Regions from separate parts of the Homo sapiens genome. Here region 1 is linked to region 2. The links are chromatin loops, found by intact Hi-C in ENCODE. Cell type or tissue: Caco-2. All regions are shown on one strand.

What was found. Peaks named below come from ENCODE experiments on the same cell type or tissue, not always from the same donor. Only the 100,000 strongest peaks of a DNase experiment are listed, where the experiment ranks them.
Region 1: it touches region 2 in a loop (27-fold over the local background); 19 of 110 quality-filtered maps call a loop at or near these places.

Annotation. Positions count from the first base shown.
Region 1 is chr5:23,738,948-23,746,947 of GRCh38, forward strand. It overlaps LOC124901158 (a long non-coding RNA gene), which reads right to left. Exons shown (of 2, transcript XR_007059096.1): 1 at 7,942-8,000; 2 at 5,158-5,463. Among named protein-coding and RNA genes, the nearest start is that of LINC02899, 210 kb to the right of the region's middle. In Caco-2, no CTCF peak of the experiment used is centred here; no DNase peak of the experiment used is centred here.
Region 2 is chr5:23,349,316-23,357,315 of GRCh38, forward strand. No RefSeq gene overlaps it. Among named protein-coding and RNA genes, the nearest start is that of PRDM9, 150 kb to the right of the region's middle. In Caco-2, no CTCF peak of the experiment used is centred here; a DNase peak (open chromatin) is centred at 3,316.

The DNA.
Region 1 (8,000 bases), 390 kb after region 2:
TAATGAGGAAAATACATTAAATATTTCATTATAAATGAGTTAATATTTTTTCTATAGTTCTATCCTAAATAAGAAATGTTTTACTATTATCATAAAGTTTTATTCTTAACAGTTAAATTGACTTTCTATCTTTATTCATGTTTATTTAAAAAACAGATTTTGTGAGAGATATTTTACACCTATGGGTCTATCTTTGATTGAATCATGACTTTTTATATCTACCTTTTTTCTTGATACACTTTCTACAAAAACACTACTCTTAAAATATTTGTCACTTTACAATCTCTATGTAATTATCTAGATTTATCCATGAGGGCTGCTCTTAGATGTCTTAATTAATTATTTCCTTAAAAAATAATTCGTTACTTGCTACATGTCAGCCCTTTGCAAGGTATTGAAATAAAAGAGACATGACTCATTATAAAAGACATTACAGTTTAATGCCTTTTAAACAACACTTTAAAGACATTAACGTGTAACATTAATGTAACACCTACCCTACCAATGGTAGTAGGGTAGATGTTACTTTTTGCAACAGAGGCTGCAATTTTTCAACAGAACAAACTACACAAAATATTAAAGGTGCCAGTAAATATTTTATATATATATATCTATACTCACATATGTATATATTATATACATACATATTATATTATATATGTATTTATCTGTGTGTGTGTGAGTGTGTGTGTGTGCATGTGTTAGTTGGGTTGCAAAATGTGGATCAGCATAGCCTTTATGGAGAGTTGAAATTAGACAGATTCCCGGACAATAATAAGGTATCATTTAGATGGATGATAGGTGAAAATTCATTGTAGGTAAATAAACCAAGGGGAGCAAAGGCAGTGTGGTATTAAAGGGTCGTTCATATTTAATACAATGGAGAAGTGAGTGAATTATTTACGATAGACAATGCGCAGATAAGTGCTTGGCAGGAGCTGCATTTAAAGGACCACCAATGGACAGACCCTCTGCAAACCATATAGGATCCCGTTGACTCTAACATATCTTTTCAAATTTTGTCAGGTAGACTGATGTGCTAGTTTTAAAGCAATTGGTTCCCAGCTCCAACACCATGCTTCTGTAACCTGCTTTGGTAAACTGACACAGGGAATCTGCAAACCACATTGTTTCTTTTCATGCTGAATTTATGTAAGTATACGCCAACAGTAAGTAGCAGACTGAGACTGTAAGACTGGAAAAGGAAGACGGGATTTACACTTCCAATGTACTTCCTGTAGGTTCCTTGTAGGCTTCCTCATTCTGTGGGCAGCTGCCCAGCAATGTTTGTTCAGCTTGGCAGCACTCCATCATTTTAACAGTTGCTGAATCAAGTCTTCAGTTTTTCCAGCGTTTGCACAACCAGTGTCACGGTGCCCCACCTCAAATGTATCTGGACCACCCAGAAGGTATCACAACTCAGAGGTCTCAATGTCAGCTACATGGGGATGAGATGGGATTGAGGGGCTTCTTCTCAGCTGAGAGACACTAGTATAAACCAGCATCACCTCTGGGCCAGAGGTCTTAATTTTAGCTTCCGTGGCCCCTTCTAGAAGTTTCTAAATTTGAATTATTGTAACCACTTCCATTTATTCCCTCAGAACAAGGGTCAGTAGTTGTATCTTGCAGTTGATACTTCCATGGTATCTTAGAGTTCTCTTTGTACCTTTAAAATATCTAGATAATAACCTTATAAATAGTTAACAATTTTTTATATTAAATTTTATTTTTCTAGTTTGAAAAGACTACTATGGTTTCTGTTTCTGACTTGTGCTGACTCGAATAACCAATGTTTCTCAAAAGTAGGAAATTGTACTTTTAAAATACTTGTTGAATGTAAAGCTCGCAAAGCTCTTTCTTGGAGATTTTAATTCTATACTTCTGGGTCTTTAAATATGTGTATTTTTAAGAGAAAACCATATGATTCTGATGATTAATCAACTTTTGGAAGTGCTCCTATAAACCCACAGGGAGCCATTTAAGCACTTTTTAAGTGAATAATTTTAGAAAGATATTTTAACAATCCATGACTATGTGAATTAATTTTGTTGGAGAAAGGCTAGAAGCATGGTATCCAGTTAGAAGATGTCATGTGAGAAATTTAAGTTGAATCACAGAATTTGGGTTTAGTGATTGGAGGAGCCATTCCCAAATATTAGACTTAAGGATTAAGATAATAGTTACACCAGCACTCTGGGAGGCCGAGGCGTGAGGATCATGAGGTCAAGAGATCGAGACCATCCTGGCCAACATGGTGAAACCCCATCTCTACAAAAAGTACAAAAATTAGCTGGGCGTGGTGGCGGGCACCTGTAGTCCCAGCTACGCAGGAGGCTGAGGCAGAAGAATCGCTTGAACCTGGGAGACGGAGATTACAGTGAGCCAAGATCATGCCACTACACTCCAGCCTGGCAACAGAGAGAGACTCTGTCTCAAAAAAAGAAAAATAGTTACAAACGAATTATTAGTAGTTCCATCAGTGTTTTGGGAAAATAATCTTCATATGTAGATGATAATATTTTCTTCATAGTCTCTCCACATAAATGACTGTGTTCTCATTAATGACAGATATCAGAGACTCTGCCTTTTGCTTTCCTAAAGATAAATACGTCTATATAGTAAACATTAAATACATATTCGCTGGATTAAAGAAAAAGGCTGTAAGGAAAAAAAATCCATATACCTCCACACACGTGCGCATACACACATATATATGCATATATAATTTTGTTTTAATGAATTGTCTCATATTTATAATTTGAATCTTTTAAACTAAATGTGAAATGTAAAAGTTTTATTATGCATCTATTAAATAATTCATGCATCATTGATTTTGTCTAGCCACGGACAGATTATATAATCAAAATTAGCAAAGATTCTACTTAAATAAAGCACATGTTCATAATATTCTACCTGAGATCTAATTAGATTGTAAATATAATTCTAGCAGGTACTCATTCTGAGTTTTTGTGGGCTTCCACAAACTTACCATCTGAGCCTACCCATTAAAATTTTTCTTTAACTTAACTGTGTTAACATCATTCCTAATTTATTCTCTTGAGCCAAAAGAGTCCCCTACTGCTTGTCTGTTTTAGTGTTTAATTGCTTCACAGACTCCCAGATTGAATTCTGTAGCAATTTGCTCTCCTGGTAAAACAGTGAGTTTTTCAGCATGATTTAAACAAAAGTGGAAATCATGACATGAAGAGAACTCTATGTTAGTAAGTCAGAAAGCAAGGGTTTCTGAAATTCTCTATCCTTTCACTTGATTGGACAGTAATGGCGAATTATTTAATATAATAGATTTTTTCAACATGTTTAGTATTATTTCAAGAAAGATGTTAAGTCTCTACATTTAAGCCACACCCAGTTCAGCATTTCTAAGACTGTACTTAAAGGCCTTCCTAAGATAGAGGTAACCACCTTGCGTTGTAAAAATAATTCCATCAGTGTTATAAAATTATTTGTAATGATTTCAACCTACTCCTCTTTTAATAGCTTTTTCTAAAATACAAACAAACTAACAAAGATGCATTCCACTATGGTCAACTTCTATAAGTATCTATGGAGTACTGTAAGATCTAAGTTTTGAGTATCTGTATGTCAGCAAATTAAATAACTAATTGATAAATGATCTTTCAAAATAAAATGGCACAAATTTTGTATATAATATAAAGTCTCTGAATTTTAAGGGCCATCAAATAACAATTTTACATTGGGATGATGCTCAATTGAAAACAGTAGTGCCACAGTCAACATTCTAAATTGCTGCATATTCTGAGTCAGTATCCAACCTTAATAGGACAGTGACATTCTAAATTGATACCTTATAATTACAACTAATTAGAAGTAAAATTAATTTTACTAGCCTAAAGTCATAGTTGCCAATCAAGGTTTCAAGAGTAACTGCTAACATTGAGATGGACTGTCATAATCTCTGCAAGTCAAGGTCTGCCATCTGCTGTACCAAGAGCAAACTAACTTGAAATTTGATTAAAATGAAGTGAGTCTCACTGAAAGATTTTACATTAAACCTTCCCACATAAAAATACAAATGCAATTTTAATCAGTAAAACTCCCCATGGAAAGTATATGTGGACTAAATTTGTAAATATTGTACAGATAATTTTATAAACAAATACCTAATCATTAAACTCTTGCCCTTTCTAGTTCAATTTATTTTACTTCAGATTATAGGTTTTTATGATATTTCAGAAACTTTAGGAACTCTTACTTTCATAAAAAATTAGATTGATTTGTGGGCCTATTAGTGCTCTATTAACTAGAAAGTACTATGATGGTGAACATGTTTTATATCTGCACTGTCATCTACCATATGTGGCTGATAAGAACTTGGAATATGGCTAGTGTGATGGGAAAAAGTAAAAGTTTAATTTAATCTAATTTTAAGCAATTTAAGTTTAAAAAAATCTCACGTGGATCATAGACACTGTCTATAGGACAGCACAGCCATTTAGCATTGTTGAACCTATAGCGTTGTTGGATGTATAGCATTGTTGGTTGAGTCTGTATTATTCTTTTGTTCTTCAGAAGCTACTAGAGAATATAGAATTGTTATTTCTCTTTTTTTTTTTCTTCGTTACAGGGTCTCACACTGTCACCCATGTTGAAGTGCGGTGGCAAAATCACAGCTCACTGCAGCCTCCATCTCCTGGACTTAAGGAATCTTCTCTCCTGAGTAGCTGGGACTACAGGTGTTTGCTATCATGTCTAGTCACTTTGTTTTTCAATTTTTTGTAGAGATGGGGTGTCTCTTTGTTGCCCAGGCTGGTCTTGAACTCTTGGGCTCAAATACTCATCCTGCCTTGGTCTCCCAAAGTGGCAGGAATACAAACATAAGCCAATGAGTCTGCCTATAAATGTTTTTTTCTACTAAATTACATACAGTAACATTTTGTGGTTTCTTTCATAGTGACTTCCAAAGTTTTATGAATGAAGATGTTTCTTTTAGTTAAAAAAAGAAGAAAATAAAGAAAGGAAGAGGCAAGGAAGGAAGGAAAAAGGAAGGAAGGAAGGTAGGAAGGAAGGAAAGAATGTGGAATAAAGCACACAAAATGAAGTATTTAGCTAAATCAAAAACTATTTTTAAAAGACTGTGTCTGTTATTCTACCTGATTAAAAAATACACATAATACATTTGTTGGTTCACTTTTATTATTCAATGCAAAATCTTTTAAACTGGCTGTTTGTGGTTTAAATACATTTCCCAAATTTCACGTATTGGAAACCTAATTTCCAAATTCATATGTTGATTGGAGGTGGAGCCTTTTGGATGTAATTAGCATTAGATAAGGTCATAAGGCTGGGGCCTCCATGATGGGACTAGCAACATTATTAAAAGAGAAAGAGATTTGAGCTGACATGCATGTGTTTTCTCTCTTGCCATGAAAAGATCTTCACCAGATGCTGGTGCCGTGGTTTTGGATTTTCCAGTCTCCAGAACTGTAAAACATAAATTTATTAGTTTTAATAAATTACTCAGTTTATGGTATTTTATCATAGCAACAGAAAAAAATACACTTTTTTAAATGAGAACATGAAAATAATTTGTTGAAAATTGGTAGATCAATAATTAAGTATGTTATCTAAGAGAAAATGGAACAAAGGTTTAAAGTATGTGTGTGTGTGTTTGCATTTTCTGACCCTATTTTTGAGACTTCTTTTATTCTAATTGTGTAGAATTTATGTGTGACATTTGTATTTCAAAATTTCTATGAAGCAAATTGGACATCTAACAGTGTTTGAAAATAACTATTTTAATACTTTGCCAAAATAGGCATTCCAATTCTGCTAAATTTGCAAAATGACTTATATTTAGAATCTATTTTGCCTTTAACTTTACCAAGAAAATAGTACTAGCCATATAAGAAACAGTAAGATTATAGCCTCTGTATTTTAATATGTTTTTAGAATATTATCTTCTTATTTACTACTATTAATTTGTGAAAGAAAGAACTTCTGTACATTTGGAAGAAGAATTAACACAAGTCTTTGGTGCCTCATACTTTAGGTTAATCTTAAAAGGTCATGCCAAGTCCTTCTTATGGTTATTTTAGGTTAAAAAATTGCAAACTTTCAAATAGGTATAAACAAAAGACAATGAGTGGAAATGTCCATGAACTCATTTTATTCAGAGATGCAAATTTATCAGCCATATCCTCCATTATCTCTGTTTCTGTGTTAGTCTCAGTCTTTCCTATTGAAAATAACCTTTTTACTTCGACATATTTTACTTTATTAAAAAAGGCAGCCCTTGACCCTGAGTTCGAACACATAGCAATCTCAAAAGATAATTGTAATTGACATACTGTATTATCATGTGTGTTCATATGATCTCTAAGCATGATCTGACTAGGTGTTCTTACTCTTTTCTTTAGCTATGAAATACACATTCTTTGGCCAAAACTGAGAAAGTCTCACTATAATGTTCTCTTACACTGTATATTTATGTAGTTGTTTTCTTATTACTTTCTGTTTTTCTTACTTTATTATTATAAACTTCATATGTAGAACCACATTTTTTATATCTAGTGTATAATAATCAAAAGGCCAGGAAGCAATAAATATTTATTGAATAAGAAATAATGAATAACTGTCTCTCAAGGAATTCAATGAAGAATTTCAATAGATCCCAAGAGCAAAATGTCACTAATGTTAATCAAGACATGTTTATCAATTCTGCTTACCTTTAAAGAAAAATATAATAATAAGGAATATTGTCTTTGGTTTAATGACTAAGCACTAGTGTTATTGCAGAAGTGATTTGTTATTTATTAATATATAAATTTAGAGTGATAACTAGGAATAGGGAACTATTATAATTTTTGTATGATAACTATAAAGAAGCATACTTGGGTGTAACTACTTTTATCAGATACCAGGACTTCTATTTAATCTAGTTTACTCAACAGAAATAGTGATCAAACTTAATACTACTTTACAATAATAATCATTTTGTCAAATAATATATAAAAACTTATTGTTCCATATGTTATTGAATCCCTAATCAAGAATAAAATTGCTTGATGTCTTAAAGCAAAAAGGGAGCTCAAATAAGGTTGATAAATAGGCACTGATACCAAGTAAATCTGGATATCAGAGGCAGATAAGGATATTTTTCCTAATCTGGCCAAAATTTCACTGGGCAAAAAGGACTGGAAAACTCTATTCCTTACCAGCATGGGAGGTAGATTCAAATGCAAACTATGCATATTTGGGAAGCACACAGCAAATACACTCATATAAAAAGTAGATCAACCAGTCACAGTGGTTTACACCTGTAATCTCAGCACTTTCGGAGGCCGAGGCGGGTGGATCACTTGAGGTCAGGAGTTCGAGACCAGCCTGGCCAACATGGTGAAACCCTGTCTCCAATAAAAATACAAAAAAATTAACTTGGTGTGGTGGTGTGCGCCTGTAGCCTCAGCTACTCCAGAGGCTGAGGCAGGAGAATCGCTTGACCCTGAGAGGCAGAGGTTGCAGAGCCGAGATCATGCCACTGCACTCCAGCCTGGGCAACAGAGCGAGACTGTCTCAAAAAAAAAATCATAACTGCTTAAAAAGTAGAGCCTTTATAACAGGCAAACCCCAGAAGAGATGTATATACTTTCACAAGACACAAATTCTGGAGAATATTAGCTCTTAAAAAGTTCATTAAAAAATACACTGGTATGAGAAAGTGTCAACAAAGAAATAAGATGGACCATTTAAAGTGCAATGACTATAAAAAATAGAGCATTCTGAAAAACTTAAATATATTTATGTTTTAAGTGTTAACATAGGGAATGCTGGCACTGTCTAGGATAGAATGTTCCTAATTATAGTAGCTTACCCATTGAAGGCTGAAATAAAACATGCAAGGATGTGTGTGTTTGTGTGTGTGTGTGTATGTGTGTAAAGGCTTTAGAAAGCTGATGAGACCTGAGGTACTCAATCTCCAAGAGAAGAAAACTGAGCACCCTGAGGACAGTTAGGGAACA
Region 2 (8,000 bases):
GTCAGTTCCTCAAAGCAGAAGGGAGAGTGATATAATCTGTAACTACAAACCCTCCCAAACAATAACTAGGAAGCTAAAATATATTAAAATATAACATTGAGGCTGAAAACCAAATATTGAGAGCTAGGTGGTATTTTTTGCCTTCTTTATATATTTGTATTTTTAATTTGCTTTATTCTTATAAACTATCTTTAAATATAATTCTTCAAATTTCCTAAAGGAGAAGAAAACAAACTGCTGTGCTATTTCCATGGTACACTGAGGATTATGTTTGCAGGGTCTTTGTCCTGTGCCCTCCCATCTATGCATCACAAATAAGCATGCATGCATTGGTGCCCATATGTTTACTTGGCTCAGCACTCTCCCATTTATACTTTATGTACAATCTCTCCCAACTCTCAGCTTTTATGTACTATACTTTCATGCCTGAAAATGCTCTTCCCAGTTCTTTCTTGAGTTAGCTTCTGAGCAGCCACCAGGACTCAGCTCTATGCCACATTTTCCAAGATGGTTACAGGTCTCTGTAACCGCATTTCATCCCATAAAACTCTGAATATTCATCTGTCAAAATATTTATTTTACTCTAGGAAAATCACCAGTTTACTTCTCTATACCTAGGATAACAGCCTATATCTCTTGAAGACAAGATAATATCTAATTTTTGCTATATCTTAATTGCCTGGAGCATAATAAGTTTTCACAAACCAGTCTGAATTCAATGAATTATGGAAAGATATTCTTAAATAAGCAGCTAATATTAAGCAGTGAACTTTATGTTGCCAGTACTTTTAACTTCATTTGCCCAATTTCATCTCTTTGTTTCAAACCGTACCATCTCATCCCCCTTCATGGAGTAAGAAATCCTTGTATGATGTAAAATTCCATTAAATTCATACCAATCATTTTTTTCCTGAGGGCTGTTCCCATTCACCTTTTCTTATTTGGTCTTTAAAACTAACCAGTCATATATACAGTTTATACTAAATCCTAAAATTAGTAACCAAAAATGCATTCCTCTGATAACTAAGAATTTATCTAAGCACAACATACCTATAATTTTATGGGAATTTAGTATATTATAGAATACATGACTTGGCATGCACCTATATTCTGAGTTTATACCATACACTTATCCTGAGTGCTAGATATTGTAAAAAATAAAAATAATTGGTATTCATTGTAAAAAATCATATTTTCTATATAAATGCTAATATACCCATCACAACACTTTGTAAGTGAAAATCCAATGTAACAATTGTATGTGTCTTCAGTATGAATACAGGGAAGTATTATTTTCTGGACAAAATCCAGACTGAGCAAAACAAATTACACTTTTTCACATGTTATTCACCAAATGTGATCTTTAAAAACTTTTTCCAGTAAGAAATTTTCCATCAGAATGCATTAAAAAATATATATCCCTAGGTGCATAGCCAATAGAAAGACCTATACTAGGTAAAACATACATGCATTTTAACGAGAGTACATTAGACTAACTTGGGCATTTTTCTGTGTCATTTAATTCAATCATCAAAGGACATCCTTGTAACTCACTGAAAAACTTAGGTAGAGATTAACATTTTCACCTTTTTGAATGAATATCTGTGTGACATGAATCACATACTATGTTAGGAGATTGAAGGAGAATAAAGTGATGCTGTTGAAATACTTTACACATCTAATGACAAGTCAATCTTATTTGCGCTCATTAGATTAGTATACTGTGCATCTTATAATGGAAAGAATAATAAAAATTATCCCAAATTGAGCTTCTCATTGTTCATGCCAATAACAAAGTTTAATCTCTTTTCATGTTCTAGGAAATTAGGCTTATAATCTTTCCCTTATAATTCTCTGATGTTATGGGACAGTGGTGTCCAGTAGAAAGAAACTTTAAGAACACTTATTTCTATTTTTTATTCCATCATTTTAGATAATATTTAGGGTGATTTAAAATTCACAACATTGATTGATTTATTACCCCGCCTTCATAGGAACAATAGTCATACTTGGAGATGTTTTTACCTTGCAGATTTCTGAATAAAACAAAGAGACTTAACAGTTAGCCCTCTGTATCTGTGGATTCACCAACCACAAATAGAAAATATTGTGTTCACCAAAATAAAAACAAAAATAAAATACAAAAATTAAAAATAATACACATACAAAAAATTGTATAATAACTATGTAGCATTTACATTGTATTCGGTATTATAAACAACGTAGAGATGATTTAAAGTATATGGAGGGATGTGTTTAGAGTATATGAAAACAGTGCATCATTTTTCATGTGAGATTTGAACATCTACAGATTTTGGTTTCTGTAGGCATCCTAGAACCGTACCTCCATGGATACCGAGTGAAAACTGTAGTTCAAGGCACTTTGAATAATATGTTTTAAACATGAGTATATTATTAAACATAAGAAATACGAATAAAAATTCATCTTAAATATAAGAAATATTATTTAAAAATATTATAGCATTCAAGAGGCTTCTAATAATAGTAAATTTCAATGCTGTTTTTACGCTCTGCCATGATATGCCTAGACGAGAATATCTCCTTAAGAATCAAGGCCGGATCAAGAACTTTTTTAAAAACAGCCTCGATTTTAACTTATAACCATGATGTTATTTCAGTAAGAAGCTAAAATGTGCGCTTATTTACTATTACGGAAAAGAGGTCACGATCCAGACCTGCAGATAAGGTTCCTGGGTTTCCTGAAAGAAAGAATTCTAGGCAATTCCATAGAGTACCTTGAGAGTAAGTTTCTTAAGAAATGGAGGAATGAGGCCGGGCGCGGTGGCTCACGCCTGTAATCCCAGCACTTTGGGAGGCCGAGGCGGGTGGATCACGAGGTCAGGAGATTGAGACCATCCTGGCTAACACGGTGAAACCCTGTCTCTATTAAAAATACAAAAAATAAGCCGGGCGAGGTGGCGGGCGCCTGTAGTCCCAGCTACTTGGAAGGCTGAGGCAGGAGAATGGCGTGAACCCGGGAGGCCGAGCTTGCAGTGAGCCGAGATCGCGCCACTGCACTCCGGCCTGGGGAACACAGCGAGCCTCCTTCTCAAATACAAAAAAAAAAAAAGAAATGGAGGAATGAAAGAATGGCTTCTTCATAGATAGAGCAGCCCCGAGGGCTGCTGGTTGCCCATTTTTATGGTTATTTCTTGCTTATACGTTAAACAAGGGGTGAATTATTCATGCCTCCCCTTTTTAGATCACGTAGGGTAACTTACTGACATTTGTAAACTGTAAACTCACTGGCGGGAGTGCAGCAGTGAGGACACCAGAGGTCACTCTCGTCACCATGTTGGTTTTGGTGGGTTTTAGCTGTCTTCTTTACTGCAAGCTGTTACATCAGCAAGGTCTTTATGATCTGTATCTTGTGCCGACTTCCTATCTCATTCTGTGACTAAGAACGCCTTAACTTACTGGAAACGCAGCTCAGTAGGTTTCAGGCTCATTTTACTCAGCCTCTATTCAAGAGGGAGTTGTTCTGGTTCAAAAGCTTCTGACAATACCCCTGAGAATTTTGTGTCTGTTGTTATTTTAATATGACCTAATTTAAACAGAATGATATAAAAATGATTATATATTTCCATAAAATAAACAAATCTACATTATCATTTCTGTAAGTTAACTTTGTTTGTTTGTTTGTTTGTTTGTTTTTGAGATGGAGTCTCCCTCTGTCGCCCAGGCTGGGATGCAGTGGGTCTATCTCAGCTCACTGCAACCTCGGTCTCCCAGGTTCAAGCAGTTCTCCTTCCTCAGCCTCCTGAGTAACTGGAACTACAGGTTGTGGGGACATGCCCATCTAATTTTTGTATTTTCAGTAGAGATGGTGTTTTGCCATGTTGGCCAGGCTTGTGTAGAACTCCTGACCTCAAGTGATACGCCTGCCTTGGCCTCCCAAAGTGCTGGGATTACAGGCATGAGCCAGGTTAACTCTCATATGTGCAGCATATGGATAAAATAGTAAAGATTTTTTATATTATTTCATATCTATTTAGAATTTAGTGGAGCATTTTAACTGGCAATTATGACAGAATCATTTTTAGATTTTTCAGCAATCACTCTGCTTTGCCAAAATGAGTGGGAGAGGACAAAAGTGTAAGTAATAAAATCTGTTGAGAAATCAATCCCTTGGGTTATGAACAGGGCTTGGCTCTGTTGATGGTAGAGTGCGTATGAGAGAAATGAACAACGTAGAAGTATATTTTAGAAATAGAATGGAAAAGAATTGCTGTTGCATTATGTAAGTTTCCTTCTGTCAATTTTTTTCTAAAATAGAGTTCTCATATCTAAAGATTGAACGCCCTGACAGTGTATATATAGTTTTGCTTCATTTCATATTCTTGAACTGATATTCACTGCAAACAGAAATTCGACGTCAGAATGTATTTTTTGAATGAAACAAGATTATATCTATTCGTGTGGAATACTGGTTAATACTAATATGTATATGGGTTCCTAAGACTTTGACTCATGTTGCTTAATATGTCATCTCTTACTAGCATAATTCCTGCCAGCCATTACTTAAACAGTGATGGACGTCTTAGTTAACTTGAGTTTCCAAGACCTGTCTTCACAATTGAGTTTGTCCACCTTCTGTGCAAATTTTTCTAGCCAGAATTTTGCGTTGTTTTAATTAGCAAAACATAAGTACTTTGGGGACAGGGGCAGCAAAATTAGAGGACAACAATTATTTCGAGATGCTTGAATGCTTATTAATATGCAAAATTTTTGTTGTAAGACTGAAAATGATTTAGAACATATATTCTTGAAATTATTGGAGTTTATGTGTTCCATTTCTTATTGAAGGTAGTTAATAGATTGAAACTTTCAGACATGATGTTTTACATCTCATGAAAGAGTTGATATGGCATTGTCTCCAAACCAAATGCTGATTTCAATAGACATGAACTTCTTAAATACATCTCTTAAAACATCAAAGGCAAACTGAAGTGGTGTGTATTCAACGTTTCAGGTTCAAATTGGCCCTTATTGATACATTTAATTTTTTCATGTATTTTGCTAACAGTTTGTGTTTGCTGTTTTTAGCACCATATTTTCTTAAATAGAATCACTTTGCTATTGTAGCATTATTTTATCACTAAAATATTTAAATCACTGGACATATTGTTTTAATAATTATTGCAATGGCATTCCTTTCAAAAAAGAAGGAAGGTTTAAAATTATCTGATTGACAAATAATTTTCCATGATACATTTTCCCCAGTTAGGAGCAGAAATGAAATCCCTCTTAATCAAAAAGATGTTTTTCCCAAATGGCTGAATTGTTTTTCTAAATATTTTAATAGATGCATGAAAATACAGGCATACCTCACTTTATTGGGCTTCATTTTATTCTACTTTGCAAATATCGTGGTTTTTTACAAGGTGACTATTTGTGGCAACCCTGCACCAAGCAAATCTATCTATGTCAGTTTTCTAACAGTATGTTTGGCATGTGTCTTTGTGTGACATTTGGTAATTCTAGCTATATTTCCATTTTTTATTATTTACTTTATCTGTTATGGTGATCTGTGATAAGTGATCTTTGATATAATCATTGCACTGTTTTGGGGTCCATGGACTATACTCATATCAGATGACAAACAATTGGTAAATGTTGTGTGTTCTTACTGCTTCATCCACCAGTCCTTCCTACATCTCACTTACTTTCCTTGGGCCTCCTTTTTCCCTGAGATATGACAAAATTAAAATTAGTCCAGTTAATAAGTCTGCAATGGTCTCTAGATGCTCAAGCAAAAGAAACACTTTTCATGCCTCTTACTTTAAATAAAAATTTAGAAATGTTTAAGCTTACTGAGGAGGGCCTGTAGAAAGAGGAGATAGGCTGAAAGCTTAGCTGTGAATGCAAAAAAAATAAAGTTCTTGAAGAAATGGAAAAGTGCTACTCCAGTGAACACATGAATAATAAGAAAATGAAAGTGTTATTTTGGATATGAAAAAAGTTTGAGTGGTCTGGAAAGATTAAATCAGCCACAATACTCCCTTAAAGTAAAGCCTAATCCAGAGCAAGTTCCTAACTTACCTCAATTCTATGAAGGCTGAGAGAGGTAAGAAAGCCACAGGAGTAAAGAAAGCTAGCAGAACTTGGTTCATGAGGTTTAAGGAAAGAAGCCGTCTCCATAACATAAAAATGGAAGGTGAAGCAGCAAGCACTGTTATAGAAGCTGGAGAGAGTTATCCAGAAGATACAGGTAGGATAACTGATAAAGGTGGCTGCACTAAACAACAGATTTCCAATATAGATAAAATAGTCTTATGTCGAAAGAAGATACCATCCAGGACTTCTATAACTAGAGAGAAAAAGTCAATAGAGGATGATGCAGCTGGTGACTTTAAGTTGAAGGCAATGGTCATTTACTATTCCAAAAATTGTAAGACCCTTAAGATTGATGTTAAATCCACTCTTCTTGTGCTCTACAAATTGAACACTAAAGCCTGGAGAAAATCACGTCTCTTTACAGCATGGTTTACTGACTATTTTAAGCCCACTATTGAGACTTACTGCTCAGAAAAGAAGATTCCTTTAAGGTACTGCTGCTCACCAACAATGCATCTAGTCACCCAAGAGCTCTGATGAAGATGTACAAAGAGATTTATGTTGTTTTCATGCCTGCTAAGACAAAATCCATTCTGCAGTCCATAGATAAAGGATTAATTTCAAGTTTTACATCTTATTATTTAAGAAATACGTTTCAAAATGTTATAGCTCCCCCAGAAAGTGATAGTTCTGATTAATCTGGGCAAAGTAAATTAAAAACCTTCTGAAAAGAATTCACGATTCAGGATGCCATTTAGAGCATTCATTCTTCATGGGAGAATATAAAAATATCAGAAGTAGTAGTAGTGAGGAAGAAGTTGCTTCTAACCCTCATGGCTAACTTTGAGAGGTTTGAAACTTTAATGGAGGAAGCAACTGCAGAAATGGTGGAAACAGCAAGAGAACTAGAATTAGAAGTGGAGCCTGAAGATGGAACTGAATTCCTGCAATCTCATGGTAAAACCTTAATAGATGTGGACTTGCTTCTTATAAATGAAAAAAAAAATAGAGTGGTTTCTTGAGATGGAAATTACTGCTGGTGAATTTCTTGTAAGCACTTTTGAAACAACAACAAAAGATTAAGAATATTGTATAAACTTAGTTAATAAAGCAGCAATAGGATTTGACAGAATTGACTTCAATTTTGGAAGAAGTTCCACTGTGGGTAAAATACCAAAGATCACTGCATGCCACAGAGCAATCATTTGTGAAAGGAAGAGTTAATCAATGCAACAAGCTTCACTGTTGCCTTAATTTAAGTTGTCACAGCTATCCCATCCTTCATTTTTGCCATCCTGATAAGTCAGCAGCCATCAATGTCAAGGCAAGACCCTCCACTGCAAAAAGAAGTGAAGACTCAAATAATTGTTAGCATTTTTAATCAATATTTTTAGTTCAGGTACGTACATTGCCTTTTTAGACATAATGCTATTGCACACTTTCTAGATTACAGTAGCACAAGGAGACTAAATGTTCTTTGTGACTCACTTCACTGACACATTTACTTTATTGTAGTAGTCTGGAACCAAACCCCCTATATCTCCAAGGTATGCTTGTATGCAGGATGAGGAGAAAAGTGAAGGTCATCCTGAAAATTCTAAGGGTCCTTTTTGCCCTGATTTGTATTCTTCTCACTATAAATGCATATTAAAATAAATTATTTCATGTTCTTTTCATTTTCCTCCTCTTTCTTCTTCCTTTTCTATGTTAATGTTATTTTTACAATAATAACTCAAAATTTGATTTGCTCTTCCAAATTATACAAATGTGTTTAAATTGTCGCATTTTTAAAAATGGAAGTTTCTGCCAAAATTTACAATCTTTAACAAAAATATATATGATTATACGTTTATTAATAAAACATTATGGAAGGCCTAACATGAGATAGGAATTATGAAGATCAGTTATCACCCAAATCTGGA